Linked DNA regions of Homo sapiens: region 1 is linked to region 2. The links are chromatin contacts, found by Hi-C or POLR2A ChIA-PET in ENCODE. All regions are on one chromosome and are shown on one strand. Each heading gives the region's core, a stretch centred on a gene start or an enhancer-like site at or near the end of the contact. The rest is flanking DNA. Distances are from core to core; before and after follow the strand shown. Region 1 has its middle 120 kb from the start of SEC61G-DT. Region 2 overlaps SEC61G-DT (SEC61G divergent transcript).

Region 1 (3,902 bases), core at 557-3,056, 100 kb before region 2:
TCTCACCCCCAAGGAAGAGTAAATTGCTCCATCTCTTAGCCTCCCTTGAAACATTGCATTTCTACTAGCGGGGTGTACACATCACATAACATTGTTGAAATGTGTGAGTTGTCCGTACTATGATTTGTCTATCTCCTGGTATCTCCTAGAAGGAATTTTTGTTTCTCGCTCGCAGGGTGTAAATTTGTTTTTATATAAAAGTTGTGACCAAGTATCTTAATAGCATTTATTGAATATTACCAGACAGAGTTATTCAATCATTGTTCTCTCATTTATTAGGTCTATAATTTGGGTAAATTTCTTTATTTTTCTGAGTATCATGCTTACTCATCTCTATAAATAGAAATGCCAAGATAAATGGGCAAATGGGTGAATCTAGTGGGCCTGGGACTTGAGCAGAAATGACACTTTATGACTTCCAAGGCTAGGTCATAAAAAGTCAGAGTTTCCTCTTTTTCCTGTCTCTGAGGACACATGCCTTGGAAGCCCTTAGGTGACATATAAAAGATCAGCTACCCTGAAGCATGCTAGAGAGACCACATGGGGAGGCCACATAAAGATAGCGATATCCAAGAAGCCCTAGCTACTATAACCTGCAGCGGTTTGAATTTTCCAAGTATAACCCACCAAAAATATGAATGAGTGAGCCCTTAAGTTATTTCAGTTCTAACTTTTGAGTAACCCTAGTCGACATGGAATAAAGCAAGAGTGAACAGTCTCTTTGGCAGAAGTTCTGCCAAATTGCAGATTCATGAGCAGAATGAACATTGTCATAGAGCACTAAGTGTTGTGATTTTTAATACAATCCTCCAAAATTATTATTGCATATGTGTTTTATAATTGAGAGCAATTAATATGCTTCTTTAATTTTGAAATTCTTAGTTTAAAATTATATGATACTGGTAGACAATTTCCAGAATTTTGGCATAATAACCTACATGTACCCTCTCCCTAGTGAAACAACCTAATTGGTGAAACTGAGAAAAGAAACCCAAACATTTTAAATCTTTGGAACTTGTTCTATGGGCATACAGCATAAAAAGAAACATTTATTTAAGAAAATCTACCAAATTTTGCTAAGAACAGTGAAATTTGAGCTACTTCCTGTTCTTTCTTTCCCCATCCAGCTCAGCAAAATGACAGCTCTACTCTGCATAGATGCAGGCAAGATCAAAGCTCTTTCCCATCGGCCAAGAACATAGGCCTTGTATGACTGTTCCAAATAAAGTCAGTCCCTTAAGTATCTCCATGAGAAGTATCTCTATGAGAAGGGCAAGCTACCAGCTCAGTGCTACAGAGACTCTGTTTGAGGCAAGAACAATGAGAGGTCTGGGGCTTCCTTTCTCCACCCAGCTCCCACTCATACCCCAGGTATGGCAGGCCAAGAATACTGGGGCCCTAACTGCCCTCACCTGTAGCTTAGAAAGCCAAAGGTTCCTCACAAAAGGAGGCAAGTTGAGAAGACCAGAGGCTGCTGCCTCAATCCAGTGCCCTGCTTGCGAAGCAGGGGTGCCACTCAGAGAAGTAAGCCACTATCCTGGTCCCTACCTCCAGAGCAGCGACACAACGGTTTTGCCCAACTAGATACGTTGGTCCTAAGAGGAGAAAGCTCGAAAGCTCCACTTAAGGAACTGACTTTATTTGGAACAGAAAGTAAGGGAAATTCGAGCCTAAGGGCTTTCTGGGAAACAGTGGAGGTAAGCAGTGATTGTAAGTAATTAAGAGAGGGCTGGTAGTTCCATGACAGGAGCAAGCTGCACTACAAACAAGGTGGAACTTTGGCAGAGAAAACCAGGAAACAGACAGCTAAAAAGAGCCCTCCTGTGGTTGGAACAAACCTCAACAGTGGCCTCAAAGATAGGAAGCAATTTAGGCCCAAGGGCATCATCAAAAACAATGGAATAATCAGCTAGCAATTGATGGAAGCTATAATAATAGCTAGATATAATACTGAGACAAGCAGACAGCTTAACAGAATGACTGGGAAGGAGAAAGTCAAAAACAGCCCTGCTAAATTCACCATTATCCCTGGTGACTATGCACATGGCCAAGGCCACATCCTCTGAAGAGTGACTGAGAAATTGCACAGTACAAAAATATAGACTTTCTTAAATAGTTCAACAAGGTCACTAAACACATAAAAAAAAAAACAACAACTCTACTGGGGCGTGTGTGTGTGTGTGTGTGTGTGTGTGTGTGTGACTATTCACTGTTGCTACAATAGTGTATCTAAAATGATATTTTTAACAAAAAATCACAAGATTTGCAAAAGCAAAAAAGGAAATCAATCTATATACAAGAAAAAAAGCAGGCAACACCAACTGCCTTTGAGAGAGTTCTGTTTTAAAATTTAGCAGACAAAGACCTCAAAGAAGCTATTATAAATGTGCTCAAAGGGGCTGGGCATGGTGGCTCGTGCCTGTAATCCCAGTACTTTGGGAGGCCAAGGCAGGCGGATCATAAGGTCAGGAGTTTGAGATCAGTCTGGCCAAAATGGTGAAACCCCATCTCTACTAAAAATACAAAAATATTAGCCAGGCGTGGTGGCACATACCTGTAATCCCAGCTACTTGGGAGGCTGAGGCAGGAGAATTGCTTGAACCCAGGAGGCAGAGGTTGCAGTGAGCCGAGATCATGCCACTTCACTCCAGCCTGGGCAACAGAGCAAGACTCCATCTCAACAACAACAACAACAACAACAAAAATGTGCTAAAAGAACTAAGGTAAAAAAGGCAAAGGGGTAAAGGGAAAGGAAAAGGTAAAATAAAAATGAAAAGGTAGAGGGCATAATGACAATGTCTTATCACTGTGAAATAGAAAATATCATTTCTGTATCTCACAAGAATAAAGTTAGTATAAATCCCAAGGATATTCTGACAAGTTAAGATGTATGTGGTAAGCCCAGCATACATAAAATAATTAAATATATAATAAAAAGGAACTAAAAGTTGCATAAGTTCATTAAAGGAAATAAAAGTCACACTAGAAAAATATTTACTTAATGCAAAAAAGCGATAAATGAGAAAAAGTAGAATAAAAATGACACGAGAAATATAGAAAAAAGAAAGATAAAATGTAAGATATAAATACAGTTTTATCAATAATAAAAATAAATGTGAAAGGATTAATTATGCTGATCAAAAGCATAGATTGACAGTCCAGATATAGAAAGATCTGTCTTAGTTCATATGGGATACTATTACAAAATACCATAGACTGGGTGGCTTATAAACAACAGAAATTTCTCACAATTTTGGAGGCTTGATAGTCCAGGATGAAGCTGCCAGGAGATAGAGTGTCTGGTGATGGCTTGCTTCTTTATAGACAGCTGTCTTCTCATCATAACCTCATGTGATGGAAGGGAGAAGGAGTCTTTCTTCAGCCTCTTTATAAAAGAGTACTAATCCCATTTATGATGGCTTTACCCATGTAACATAATCACCTCCAAAAGACCCCAATTACTAATACTACCACCTTGGGAGTTAGGATTTCAACATAAGAATTCGTGGGGGGACAAAAACATTCAGATTATAGCAAAATCCACCTTTATGTTCACTACAGGAAATGCACTTCAGATTCAAAGATGCAATTAGGTTTAATTAATAACAATTTCATTTATTAATACAATAGCATCAAATAATCAAATACTTAGGAATAAATTTAACAAAAAAGTAAAAGACTTCTACATTCAATAATACAAAACATAACTGAAAGAAATCAAAGTCGATCTAAATAAATGGTAATCCATGTCATACTTACAGATTGGAAGACTTAATATGGTTAAAATGGCAATATTCCCCAATGTTCTCCAAATTGATCTACAGATTCACCACAATCCCTATGAAAATCACAGCTACATTTTTTGCATACATTGATAAGCTGATCCTGAAATTCATATGGAA
Region 2 (4,100 bases), core at 1,094-3,593:
CCACAGCACCCAGGCGAAATTAAAATTGCTAATGAAGTTTCAGGCACCATTGTCATTGATAACATCTTATCAGGAGACAGGGTTTTGTGATCAACTGGTCTGATCAAAATTTATTAGGTGGGAATTTCCTCTTCCTAATAAGCCTGGGAGCACTATGGGAGACTGGAGTATATTTCATCTCTGCAGCCTCGACCATAAGAGACAGGTGCACCTGGCGGGGGGGCTGTTTATAAGCCTATACCTCCAGGCGCACATTCTCTTTCTCAGGGACGTTCCATGCTGAGAAAAAGAATTCAGAGATATTTCTCCCATTTGCTTTTGGAAGAAGAGAAATATGGTTCTGTTCTGCCCAGCTCACCGGCGGTCAAGAGTTTAAGGTTATCTCTCTTATTCCCTGAACAATTGCTGTTATCCTGCTCTTTTTTCAAGGTGCTCAGATTTCATATTGCTCAAACACACATGCTGTACAATTTGTGCAGTTAACGCAATTATCACATGGTCCTGAAGCGAAATACATCCTCCTTGGCTGACAGGATTAAGAGATTAAAGTAAAGACAGGCATAGGCAAGCACAAGGGTATTGACTGGGGAAGTGATAAGTGTCCATGAAATCTTCACAATCCACGTTCTTCTGCCATGGCTTCAGCCGGTCCCTCCGTTTGGGGTCCCTGACTTCCTGCAACAGGAGTTAGTCACAAGATTCCAGGGAAACCACAAACAAGAGGTGGGAAGCAAATTAATGACAGAGTGAAGCCCTCTGTGTCAGGCGCTTTGCACACATTATCCCTGGTAGTCCTCAAAAGCAGCCCTAGGAGAGAGGTCTGGTTTCATCTTTTCTCTGGAAAACAAACTAAAGCTCAGGGAGCTTTGGTAACAAGCTCAAGACATTAGCAGTAGTGGTTGGGAGCAGAACCAGGCTGTAAGCCCAGGGTTTCCCTCTTCCAGCTTCCGCTTATCTCCCCACAGTGCGTGGAACCTGGGTGGGGCAGCAGGGCCATCAGGGCTGCAGGGTTGGGCCTTAGCGAGGGAAGCTTGTCAGGTCCATGCATGGCCCAGCTAGGAAGTTAGCCTTTACTCATGGTCTGAGGTTCCCTGTCTCCCGGCTCTTCTGTTTGTCAGTCCCCGATCCCTGCCCCACACCGCCCCCCAGCCAGTGACTGCGGTTGTCCTAAACTTTGTCCTCTGGTTCTTCAAGGCAGTGGGATGTTCTCCATGTGAGCTTTCACCATCCACGTGGCACAGACCAGGGGCTGCCCCAAGAGTACAAGTCGTGGAAATGGGAGGTTCACCGGCACCTCCTCCTCCTGTAGGACCCCGCCCTCGGCCGGCCCCTGCCTGCCCTCTCTCCAGTCTGCACTTAGCTGCTCTGTACATGGAGGCTAGAGTCCACAGTTATCTGTAGAGTTCTAGAGTTCGTCTGATGGACACAACTTTGTAATTACCAAGAAATAATTTTTTTTTTTTTTTTTTTTTAAAGACAGTCTTGCTCTGTCGCCCAGGCTGGAGTGCAGTGGCATGATCTCGGCTCACTGCAGCCTCCACCTCCCGGGTTCCAGCGATTCTCTTACCTCAGCTTCCTGGGTAGCTGGGATTACAGGCACATGCCACCACACCCAGCTAATTTTTGTATTTTTAGTAGAGAAGGGGTTTCACCACGTTGGCAAGGCTGGTCTTGAACTCCTCACCTCAAGTGATCTGCTCGCCTGGGCCTCCCAAAGTGCTGGGATTACAGGCGTGAGCCACTGTGCCTGGCCCAAGAAATACTGTCTTACACAAAACATTCTGAATCAAACGGATGGTTTCCAGAATGGATTCATTTTCTTTTCCCCTCTGCTAATAACCTGGTCCTAGGCTCCCTTAGAAGACGCAGTTGCTGCAGGGTTTCCCGCCTCCGAGCAGGTGAGGGCATTCACGCTTCTGCACTGCCCTCCAGTGGCTGACTGCCTGAAATGCGAATCAGATTCTCTGGGAAGCAAAGCGCTCTTCCCAGAGGTAAGGCGACTTCTCAGGGGCTTCCATTATGGAGTAACAAACCGCAGTAGACATGAGTCTCCCTAATAACGAAATAGATTACTGGATTGCAAACTATTTACATTTTTCACTTTTATTTGCAACAACAACAGAAAAACAAAAGCTCTTGAGATGTTTAAAGGATCCGTGACGTAGTTATTGAGTGTAGACAGTAATTAAGTATATTAGAGAAGACTCCCATAAGCACCTGGAGAAGAAAGTACTGAGGACAATCGTGTCAATGACGTGAAGAACTGCCAGGTGAAATGAGACTTTATTGAGAAAGACGCCATACACTTTTGCTTTCTCTGAGTAACACCGCCATCTTGTGTCTTTTCTCCATACTTCCGATAAAACTAGGCAAATCTTTTGCTACTTTGAGCACTTCTAAATGTTTTCTAATAGAAAACATTTTTGGAGCTTTGGGATTCCAAAGCATTTAGGAGCTTTGGAATGTTCTTTCAAAGCTCAAACAGGAGAAAATACACATAAACTCTTCTTAAAAAACTGCATGGAGGTGTAGTTTATATTCAATAAACTGCACCTTTATATCAGTTCAAGGGGTTTTGGCGAATGTATACACCCAGTCAACCTCAACACAACATGTAGATTTCCATCACCTCCCAAAGTACCCTTGTACCTATTTACAGGCAAGCTCACCCCAGCTCTTGTCCAGGCAACCACTGATCTGCTTTATGTCCGTTCTGACTTTTAAGAATTTCATCTAAAAGGAATTATATAGCATGTACTCTTTTGTGTCTGTGTAAATACTTGCTTTTTCCATTTAACATAACACTTTTGAGATCTATTCATTTTGTTAAATCTAACAGTATCTTATTCATTTTTCCTTCTCAGTACTATTCTCTTGTATGAATATACCCCAATTTATTGACCCAGTCTCCTGTTGATGGGCACCTGGCTTGCTTCCAGTTTTTGACTATTAAGATTGCTATGAGCAAATGTGTGTAACAAATGTGTACAAATGTTCTCATTTCTCTTGGTAAATACCTAGAAGCAAATTACTGGTAGAGTAAGTAGATATTTAACTATAAAAAAACAGCCAAAGTATTTCCTAGAATAGTTATACCATTTTCTTTTTTCTTTTTTTCTTTTTTTTTTTTTTGAGACGGAGTCTTGCTCTGTTGCCCAGGCTGGAGTGCAGTGGCACGATCTCACCTCACTGCAACCTCCACCTCCCAGGTTCAAGCAATTCTCCTGCCTCAGCCTTCCGAGTAGCTGGGATTGCAGGTGACTGCCACCACACCTGGCTAATTTTTGTATTTTTGGTAGAGACAGGGTTTCATCATGTTAGCCAGGCTCATCTTGAACTCCTGACCTCAAGTGATCCACCTGCCTCGGCCTCCGAAAGTGCTGGGATTACAGGTGTGAGCCACCGCGCCTGGCCAGTTACACCATTTTCTATTCCCACGGCAATCAGTGAGAGCTCTGGCTGAGCCATGTCCTTGTCAATATCTGGTATGATCATCCTTTTGAACATTGATTCTAATGGGTGTGTGGAGGTGACTCATGATGAGTTTAATTTGCATTTTCCTGCTAACTAATAATGCTGAGCATCTTTGCATGTGGCTATTGGCTATTTGTATATATTCTTTGGTTAAAGTCTGTTTAATTCATTTGCTTCTCTCACTTTATAAAATTGGGTTATTTATCTTCTAATTATTGAATCATAAGATTTCTTTATATATGATGCTCTATAAAAGTATCTTGTCACATATATATATCGTTATTTTTTTCCTAGTTTGTGACCTGCCTTTTTATATTATTAATAGTATCCTTTGGGGAGCAAACATTTTAAATTTTGATAGTCTAATTTATCATTTTTTAAAGTTACAGATTTGTGGGCCGGGCGCAGTGGCTCACGCCTATAATCCCAGCACTTTGGGAGGCTGAAGCGGGCGGATCATGAGGTCAGGAGATTGAGACCATCCTGGCTAGCACGGTGAAACCCTGTCTCTACTAAAAAAAATACAAAAAGTTAGCCGTGCGTGGTAGCGGGCGCCTGTAGTCCCAGCTCCCTGGGAGGCTGAGGCAGGAGAATGGGGTGAACCCGAGAGGTGGAGCTTGCAGTGA

What was found. A loop is a pair of places that touch in the nucleus more often than their neighbours do. ChIA-PET counts read pairs that join two places held with the same protein, here RNA polymerase II (POLR2A). Pooled maps may share reads with other maps.
Region 1: a loop to region 2 is called in a map of Caco-2, with 14 times the contacts of the local background. The contact joins two enhancer-like sites. A Hi-C loop is called at or near these places in 3 of 168 maps with a recorded cell type or tissue (Caco-2, PC-3 and PC-9) and 2 of 50 pooled maps. POLR2A ChIA-PET finds 5 or more read pairs at or near these places in 4 of 52 experiments (GM12878, HCT116, MCF 10A and 1 more).

Annotation. Positions count from the first base shown.
Region 1 is chr7:54,875,780-54,879,681 of GRCh38, reverse strand. No RefSeq gene overlaps it. Among named protein-coding and RNA genes, the nearest start is that of SEC61G-DT, 120 kb to the right of the region's middle. Within about 2 kb of position 1,806, at least 2 of the 41 ENCODE cell types and tissues checked have a DNase peak (open chromatin) inside an H3K27ac peak, as active enhancers do.
Region 2 is chr7:54,772,159-54,776,258 of GRCh38, reverse strand. All of the region lies in intron 1 of SEC61G-DT (SEC61G divergent transcript), which reads right to left. Among named protein-coding and RNA genes, the nearest start is that of SEC61G-DT, 15 kb to the right of the region's middle. RefSeq lists a silencer at 1,848-2,007. Within about 2 kb of position 2,343, at least 7 of the 41 ENCODE cell types and tissues checked have a DNase peak (open chromatin) inside an H3K27ac peak, as active enhancers do.